Linked DNA regions of Homo sapiens: region 1 is linked to region 2. Evidence: chromatin loops called from intact Hi-C (ENCODE). Cell type or tissue: PC-3. All regions are shown on one strand. Region 1 overlaps BBS9 (Bardet-Biedl syndrome 9). Region 2 overlaps BBS9 (Bardet-Biedl syndrome 9).

Region 1 (5,000 bases), 96 kb after region 2:
GCAAAGGCTTTGCAATAAGGAAAAAAGAAAAGATTTTACCAGGGCTAAGCTTTTACTTTGGATGAAATGATCCAATTTGTATCCAAAAGAATTGTTCTTTTACCAAAAACAATGAAATAGGGCTCAAATGAAAAAGAAACGGCATGGAGATGGTTTAAATGCCAGACAGGCATGTAAGAAGCATTTGGGTAGCAAGCTTATAACTAATTCATTCATTACCTACATGCATTCATTACCTCTGTGCTGAACTTATGACTAGATAAAAGAGAAATCTGAGGCTTTTACTTTGAAGGCATAGCAAGAATCTAATTCTTAGCTGTTTTTGCTATTATATTATTTTGTATTAATAGGACAGTGAACTGGATTTCATTCTATTGCACTTCATATTGTAAAGAAAACCTGAGACTCCCCTTTAACATGCATTTAGCTTAAATTTGTAAACCAAAACCAGGATCAGAATACTTTTTTTTTTTTTTGAGATGGAGTCTTGCTCTGTCACCCAGGCTGGAATGCAATGTCACAATTTCAGCTCACTGCAACCCCCGCCTTCCAGGTTCAAGTGATTCTCCTGCCTCAGCCTCCTGAGGAGCTGGGATTACAGGTGCCCACCACCACGCCTAGCTAATTTTTTGTAGTTTTAATAGAGACAGAGTTTCACCATGTTGATCAGGCTGGTTTCGAACTCCTGACCTCATGATCTGCCCACCTCGGCCTCTCAAAGTGCTGGGATTACAGGCGAGAGCCACCACGCCTGGCCCAGAATACATTTTTAATCATAGTATCATTTTGGGTAGCCATTAAGGCAACTGCAAAAGTGTACCCAGTCAGTAAAAAACTTCAGTTGTAAAAATGATTTGTCTTCATAAAAAGAGACCTCCTAATGAGCTAAACCACCTGATCCTTCGAAACACTAAGGTATGATCATGTGACTCTTGGAAGTCACAATGGTTTTTCTGGTCTATGATTACAATTATCCCGGACACCAATCCACACTTGCAAAATGCCTTGAGAATTCACATAAAACCGGTTTTAGAAAAACAAATTATTTCTGAGACATTTCTTTATAATATATATAAGTATGACTCTGAGAGAGACAATAAATCATTTATTAGTGACATAGAGACAAATTTTGCTATTTCTGCAAAGTTTATTCACCATATAGACATGTAACTTAATCAGTTGAAAGGAAACGAACTCCAATGCTTGGCTAATATAAAGTTAAAAATACAACTGATCTCAAGCCTGCTTACTATTTTTACCTTTTTTTCCCCCTGGCTGACCAAATTTTTACCCCTTTCCATAAAATTATCTTCCTATAGCCAAGTGAAACCCCAATTTAAAAAATAATAATTGATGGAATCAGGTTGTAAAAAGAAGAATGAATGTTCTCCGGACTATGGTTACTCATTGAACAGATCGCTATTAAAGCTGGAATCTATGGTTGGCAATGTCAGAGCTCATTTTACAAGCCCTGGAGAATGCCACAGTTATCACTCTCCAAAAACAACATCTACAAGGTCTGATCTGAATAGTTTCTAAGTTTAGAATGTTTCAGGCCACATTCCTACATGCAGACATGTCAGTAATTATGCAACCACCCACACTGCCTCGAGTGCCATCTCCAGTGAAGGGAAATGATGGATAGATGGGCAGTTGGCGGTGTCCTAAGAGCATTCCTTTAGCTAAGGTAGCAAGTGCTAAGACACATTATTACACGTGATCAGGTAGGGCATGCTCCCAAAAAGGCAAAAAGGGAGGCTGGAGACCCCAACAATGCTGGTGACACTGCCAATCATTTCCTTGGTTCCAGAGTTTAAGAGGTGAAAGTGACATTTTCACAATAGAGTGAAATTGTTGAGGCTTTTCTATGAATCCTCTTTTAAAACATCTAGTTTTTTCAGAGGGCCTACTTCTCTTCAGTATTTGTAGTTTTTATGTATTTTTGCTTTTTTAGATAAAATAGTTACACCACTACTATCTGGTAGTTCTTTGGCAAAATATGTAAATGTCTATATGGCTCAGACCACATGGAAATAATACAAAAGGCAATGAGGAGAGCTGCCTGGTTTCACATGGAGTGAAACTAGGGTAAACTGTAGGTTATTTTTACAATCACAGGCTATTGGAACATTGTAATTGGAAGTTGCCTTGGTGAAGATATGTTATGCATGATTTCTACTGTGCTATAAACTCCCCCAGGTCAGAGACTATTTTATTGTTTGTTGTACCCTCCTACAGCCTCTGGCTCACAGCAGGCATTCAATGAATGTTTGTAATACTAAAGTAAATTTAAAATTCTGATGACTCAGTAGCCAAGAGTATCCATTAAGATGGTAATTTATAGGACCACTACTTGGGTAAGGGAAGTCCCTCCCTATACTCCAGGTAAACAAGACCAAAGCCTCCCATTTTTGAAAAGTTTTTGCAGGCTATGTTATTCATTGGGTTTACCACAGGTTGTAAATAACTGGGCTCTAAATCCATACCTTCCACATGTATTATATTACAATGAATTCCTAAATTCATTCAAGTCTTTACTGCTGAGTTTACTGCAAGTGTTATGAAGTCTGTAATTTAACTTTAAAATACATCATCACAGAGTCATATCATGCAAGCATGTGCGTCAGTTTTAAGTGCACTCTAGAGCAGGGTTTCTCATCCTCCTCGTTAATGACATTTGGGGCCAGATAATTTGTTGTTGTTGGGGCTGCCCCAGGTACTATATGAAGTTTATCTGCACCCCTGTACTCTACACACTAGATGCCAATAGCATCTCTCATTACCAGTTGTGACAACCAAAAAATGTCTCCGGACATTGTCAAATGTCTCCCTGGGGGCAAAATCACCCTGGGTTGAGATCCATCGGTCTAGAGTCAGTGAGATTGTGCTCAAAACAGTTATCCTTCTCATCAGCAGCAAAACCCACAAGCCAGAGGGGCTACCACAAGGACTTAGGCTACTAGTATCTCCAGCAACACTGGAGACTTTTTCATTCCATAATAAATGTCAGAAATGGATTTTGATTAATGAAGTTTGATGATCAGAAGTTTGATAGTCAGCATTATAGATATTAGAATTGGTTCACTGGCAAAAATTAATGGTATTAAAGACATGTGGATTGACTGAATATTTTTATACTCAGACCCTCCTCTGCATGAACAGGGTACACGAATTCCAGCAAGACACTCATGGGATGGGGTCCAAGGTGTAAACCTAAATGTTCCTGTGTCTTGACTTTGGGAAGCAGATTTCTAGCTACTTGACGTCCATTACGAGGGGAAAAAGACACTGCCTTGGATTATTGTCCAATCCGCCCCAGTGGAACCTTTCCAGAAAGGTGGTAGTCTACTACCTAAAGGACAGCTGGGCCTTCACCCAGCCTGCAGAATAAGCCATATGAATTGTCCCATGCTTATAAATGTTTATTTAATAAATGTCTTCATATGTGACAAAATTAGGTATGAGACGTACTTTCATTAGAATCAGGGAGAGAGGTTTGGGGCAAGTCACTCATTCTCATTTACCTCAAGCTTTTTGATGGCTATCATTACTTACTGAAAAGAATTTCAGATTTGTGTGTGACTAAATTGGCAAAAGTAGTGTGCCACATCAAGTGTGTGCTGAGTGACGGGGATACATGTGTTTAAGAGCTACCTGCAAGGAACCAACAGTCTCACAACAAAAATAGGCCAGGCGCGGTGGTTCACAGCTGGAATCCCAGCACTTTGGGAGGCCAAGGCAGGCGATCACTTGAGGTCAGGAGTTTGAGACCAGCCTGGCCAACATGGCAAAACCCTGTCTCTACTAAAAATACAAAAATTAGCCGGGCATAGTGGCTCATGCCTGTAATCTCAGCTACTCAGGAGGCTAAGGGACAAGAATCACTTGAACCTGGGAGGTGGAGGCTGCAGTGAGCCAAGAATGCACCACTGCACTCCAGCCTAGGCAACAGAGTGAGACTTCATCTGAAAAAGAAGAAAGAAGAAAGAAGAAGAAGACTAAGAGCAGAGGGGTTAAGCAACTTGGTGAAAATCACACAGCAATGCCAAGATTCAAACCAGGTATCTTTAAAACCTACAAAGCCCAAGCATTTTCCACTGTGCCATACTGTACCCTTCAACACATACACACACACACACACACACACACACACACACACACACACACACTCACTCCTATACTAGATGATAAGTGCTATACAAACGGCTATCAGGTTAAGTGAGTATGAGAAATACCTATAAATGACTCCTCCCCAACAACTGATCTCCTGGGGTGAAGGGCCCACAGATTCCTTTGTTTGTCCCTCTTTTAAGTAAACCTGCATTTGAATGTTTGAATGCCTTTGGTTCAGAACAACATTCAAGTCCTGCACATTACTCCTTATTGTTTCCCATCTACATCTGTGTTACCTGCCTGGCCCTCTAGTCATTTGAGTTTGTAACCACTTCAGTAATCATGAACTCTAAACATTAAAAAATCTGTGACAGGTATGGAAAAACAGAGATCGTCCTCATCATAAGTGATTAAACTGAATCTGGGCTCTGGTAATTTAATCCCAGGAGGTCCTCGACGTCTTTAAGCTTCAGTTTTCTCCTTTGTAAGAGACAAGTAATTACGTGGCTTGAAGATTAAATGAGATACAACTTAAAATGTATTTGTCACGGTGGCTAGCACATAGGAAGCATGCAATAAAGGTTAACATTATTATTATTATTTATTATTCCCTGGCTAAACACTCAACCAAGTTTTTTTTTTGTTTTTTTTTTGTTTTTTTTTTCGAGGTGGAATCTTGCTTTGTCACCCAGGCTGGAGTGCAGTGGTGCGATCTTGGCTCACTGTAGCCTCCACCTCCCAGGTTCAAGCAATTCTCATGCCTCAGTCTCCTGAGTAGCTGGGATTATAGGCATTCGCCACCACGCCCAGCTAATTTTTTTTGTATTTTTAGTAGAGACAGAGTTTCAACATGTTGGCCAGGCTGGTCTCAAACCCCTGGCTTCAAG
Region 2 (5,000 bases):
CCTAAAAAACCAAAACAAAACAAAACAAAAAAAACCTCTACTCACTATTTTGTTAAAGTCTTCAATCACAGGGTTTTTACACATGTTAACAAGGCCATTAAATCCTCCAAACAGGAATACAAAAGTATTGCCCAGCCATTGTGAGAAGGTGGGGAGGAAAAGAAAGTTAATATTTGCTTTTCCTTGCCATTTGATCAATGTCTGGAACACTCTGCAATGAAATGTAAGATCTACTGTCTTTCAACTAATTCTTCACTATACAGTACAATGTTTTCTAGTTTGAAAAGAAGGTATTTGTGATTTTTTATTTTCCATTTTGTTTCTAAATCCTAAAGAAGTCCAATGTACAATTGGAAAGACACATAATTTTAAGATATTTCCATTTCAAATACTTTCCTTTTCTAACTCCCTCTTCAGAGACCAATACTCTCTCAAAAGTACACATGCACAAATAAAACATTACAGCTACAGTTGAGAAAGAAAGGAAGCCAATGGTTCTGCAATAATAATTTCTCAAAAAAATGAAATGAAATGAAATAGTAAGAGCATAACTCCCCTTTGCCTGGACACCACATAATAAGAGAGCTAGTGTTCTTCACAGCTTTCCCTCTTGCATCAAGTGGCTATTCATTCCCCAATGATCCTGGCAACATTTCTTCAACTTGAGTTTCTTTCCACATCCCAATTAAAAGCCATAATCTTGACCAAATTGTGTTGTTTTTAATAATGACAGAGTCTAGGTGGTGATTAGGAAACTGAGAGTCCAGCTGGGTCACTGGCTTGGAAACAGGTTGAGAGAAGACAGAAAAGAACACAACAGCTCTGGAGTGTGCCTGTTTTATCATATCCTTCCACATAGGACAAGGAAACTGAAGAAACACTCAGGACTCATTCCCAGGCAACTCTACTATCTAGCGATATATTTGTTTAACAGCCCATTAAACAATGTCGTATTTTAAAGAAAAGAGAAATACACACAGAGTGGCAAACTAAACCATTGATCATAGAAAGGGACACTCTGAAAGGGGACATGACATGGCAAGTATCATGTATCTTGAGCAAAGTCAAAGTCTGGGCCTTCATTCCCTTTCCTTTCAATGCAGAAAATATAGCATGTGCTTTCTGAGAGATTAGGATTAAATTAGATGCTTGTAATGGGGCTCATCACAATGCCCGGCACAGAGAAAGACTCCCAGTAAATGTTAGCTATTATTTTCAGTTCTAACTCCCAATATATATTAGTCATTACAAGTTACAGCCAAATACACATGAAACTGCAGGCCATGAATACAGCATAAATTTATATATGACTTTCTAAAAAACGCTCAGGTAAAAAAGTTGAGGATGGAGTAAGTAGACCAGTGGTGGAATGTTCATAGCTGAACTCAGTGGTGAATGGCAAAATTGTCACCAAGGCATTAAAAGTAATTCACATGAAAATACTGTACACATCCCTTTTAAAATGAAACCACGGATAGTCTACTATCATAGATAACCACTCCTCTGAGATTACAATAGGAATTTTTAAAGGGCTCAAATGATGATGATGATGATGATGATGATGATGGCGACGACGGCCAGGGGTACATAATCACATTCATTGTTTTCTATTTACCAGCAGTGCTATTACTACTGAGAAATGCAAACCCACAAGATAATATGACACAAATGGATGAAACATTAAGATAAAAGGGTAAAACAGTGGTAGGTTTGCTTTCTCATGGGAAATCGTAATGGCCAGCAGCTGAACCTTGAAAGAGGAAGTCTGCTGATCTAGTGTTACTAAACATAGGAGGCAGCCAAGGAACAGAGAAATAGAGCAATGTATTTAAATGTATGCCTTGAAGGAAGCAAACACCAATTATTTTTATATGACTTTAATTCTCCCAGTGAATACTTTACGGGTGTTGGCAAGTCCTTCTGGAAAAGGAAGGGATTATTAATGAAGGATTCAGTGGCAACTGCTCACCAGTGCTCTAAGAAATAACACTTAACAAAGAATCATTTAGTTCACACCTCATCTCTAAAGACATAGAAATTTTAAGGATCCTTTTAAAAAATAGTAAAATATTACATTCACATGCAAAGCCCTTTCTATTTTAGTTTCCAAATGATTCTATAGCCTGTGTGATAAACAAATCAGCTTCCCACAGGAAAATAAACATATAGAGGGAAGGAGTTAAATTTTTTTCCTCTTATGCAAAGAGTAGGTGCTTAATATTTACTTGTTGACTTAAAAAGGAATTCATGAAACTTGAGGAAATACAGCCTTTAAAAAAAAAGTCATCATTTAAGAATGTTCCACCACATCCTTCCAGGATTGTGGGCTGAGCACAGCCCACTAATGTATAGGCTAGTAAATCTAAGGAAATGACCAATCAGCTCCTGTATTCTATCCTGTTTCTCCAAAAACATAACCCATTCACTCAAGCAAATTCCTATATTATGTAAAATGAAATCTCTCTAGCTAACTGCCTGCTCTTAAAATTCTCCAGTTGCTTCAAAAGCATGGCCTCTGGAGCTAAACCGTCAGAATTTTAATCCCAGCTCCATGATTATTAGTTTTTTTTTTAAAAAAGAAAAACTATTTACTTGATCTTTCTCTGCTTCAATTTCCTTATTTGTAAAATGCAGATAATAATTATACCTAGTTCATAGGGTATTGTAAAGATTAAGTGAGTAAATGGATGTAAAGCGCTTCAAATGGTGCCTGACTCATAGTAAATGATACACAAGTGTTATAATAATAAGCATTTACAGCATCAGCATCATTTTTGCCCTATACTGCCAAATTATTCCAGTCTAAGCCTGAGATTCTCATGTAAGATGAGTGGGGAACTGAAGGTACAAAGGGTAGTAAATTTTAGGAAGACAGAGCAGCAACTATAGCTATCTAGGAACACCAATAGTTGGGTTAAATATTCAAATAAAACCTTAATTGGTTGTCTGATCTGGTAAAAAAAAAAAAAAAAAACAAAAAAACAAAAAAACAAACAGTGGCCAGTAAGAAATAACAGCTTTGTAAAGAAAGAACAAAGATTAGGGTCCAGATCAATAATAGAGGACAACAATATACATCAAATCAAGAAAAATTAACTATCTCTTGACCCCACTTTCATGCCAGCATTTTCTTCCGTTTCTTTGCTCCTCTTAGCAGCAAAGCTTCTCCGAAGAGTTCTCTATATATGCTCTTTACAACTCTTCTTTTTTCCTTTCTCTCACACATCCATCCCAGTCTAGCTTTTGCCTCTGCCACTCTACAGAAGCTGCCCAAGATCACAATGATCTTCACATGGTTCCATCAATGGGCTAATTTTCAGCTCTCAGCTGACTTGATCTGTGAGCAGCATTTGACACAGCTGATCATTCAGTCTTCCTTGAAACTTTTTTTGCTTGACTTCTAGGATACCACATTCTACTGCTTTTCCTGTTACCTCACTGCAGGCTCTTTTTCAGTATTCTTTGCTGGTTCCTTCTCTTCTCCCAAACTTCCTAAAAGTTACAATATCCAGCACTCAGTTTTTGGTCCTCATCTCTTTTCTAAACTTACTCCCTTGGTGACTTTATCCAGTCTTCTGGCTTTAAAGTAACATTTTCATGCTGACAACTCCTAATTTTGTAACTTCAGCCCAGATTTCTCTCCTGAACCCCAGATTCATACCCAACTTCTTACTTAATATCTCCACTTAGATCTCTAACAGCATCTCAAACTCAACATGTCCCAAACTTTACTCTTATCCTTCACAAACCTTTCCCATCTCACCCCACAGCCTTCCCCATCTCAACTCCACCCTTTCAGTGTCTCGAGCCAAAACTACTAGAGTCATTCTAAATTCCCTTCTTCCTCTCACATATCATGTCCATTTTGTTAGGAAATTCTATTGTTTCAACATTTGAAATATATCCAGAATAAGACCATTTCTCACCACTACTACCACTTTGGTACAATCTATCATCATCTCTTACCTGAATTACAGTAATCTGCAGTTTTGCTGTCTGCAGTTTAAGTTACCTGCAATCAACCACAGTCTGAAATATTAAATAAAAAATTCCAGAAATAATTCACAAGTTTTAAATTGCACTCTGTTTTGGGTAGTGTGATGAAATCCTGGGTCATCCTTCTCCATCCTGCATGGGACGTAACTCATCCCTTTGTTCAGCACATCCATGCTGCATATGCTGCCTGCCTGTTATTGTATAGGAAAACACAACATTTTTTCATAGTACAGGGTTCAGTACTATCTGCAGTTTCAGGCAACCACTGGGAGTCTCAGAACACATCCTCCATGGATAAGGAGGGAATTACTGTATTGCTAAATTGCTTCTCTGAGTAACCCTTAAACTGGACTGCCCATTTTTACCTCTGACCCCCACTATAGTCTATTCTCAAAAGAGTAACCCGTGATCGTTTTAAAAGGTAAAGTCATGTCATTCCTTCATTCAAAATGGCTTTCCCCATTTCACCCAGAGGAAAAGCAAATGAGCAAATGTCTGCACAAAGGCTGCACATGATCTGGTCCCTCCAGCCTCCTCTCCTACCACACCACCTCACTGTCCTCTTTGCTGTCCCTGGAACACACCAGGCCCATTCCCACTTTAGGGATGGTGCTGACCATTCCCTTTACCTGAAACACTTGTCCCTCTGATTTCTGCATGAATAATTCCCTCACCTTCTTCAAGTCTTTCTTCAAAAATTGTCTTGTGAACAAAGCCTATCCTGACCACCCAATTTGAAATTATGACCATGTGGCCCCCACCCCTTTTCTGACACACATTTTCTTTTTCTGTAACACTTAACATTAGCACTTACTACTTTCTCACATACATAGTTCACTTATTTATCATGCTTATTGCTTATTGTCTTCACTTGTGAGAATAAGAGTTCCAAAATGGCAGGGATCTCTATCTAATTTGGTGGCTACAGTATCCTAAGTCTTGGAACAGCGCTTGGCACACAACAGGCACACGATATTTAGTTGTCAACTTAAATGAATGAATTT

What was found. Peaks named below come from ENCODE experiments on the same cell type or tissue, not always from the same donor. Only the 100,000 strongest peaks of a DNase experiment are listed, where the experiment ranks them.
Region 1: a loop joins it to region 2, with 10 times the contacts of the local background. A loop is called at or near these places in 1 of 110 quality-filtered maps.

What each region holds. Positions count from the first base shown.
Region 1 is chr7:33,491,981-33,496,980 of GRCh38, reverse strand. The region is part of intron 19 of BBS9 (Bardet-Biedl syndrome 9); the gene reads right to left. Among named protein-coding and RNA genes, the nearest start is that of FLJ20712, 230 kb to the left of the region's middle. In PC-3, no CTCF peak of the experiment used is centred here; no DNase peak of the experiment used is centred here; H3K27ac peaks cover 1,676 bases.
Region 2 is chr7:33,588,434-33,593,433 of GRCh38, reverse strand. All of the region lies in intron 21 of BBS9 (Bardet-Biedl syndrome 9), which reads right to left. Among named protein-coding and RNA genes, the nearest start is that of FLJ20712, 140 kb to the left of the region's middle. In PC-3, no CTCF peak of the experiment used is centred here; a DNase peak (open chromatin) is centred at 2,313; H3K4me3 peaks cover 495 bases; H3K27ac peaks cover 3,340 bases.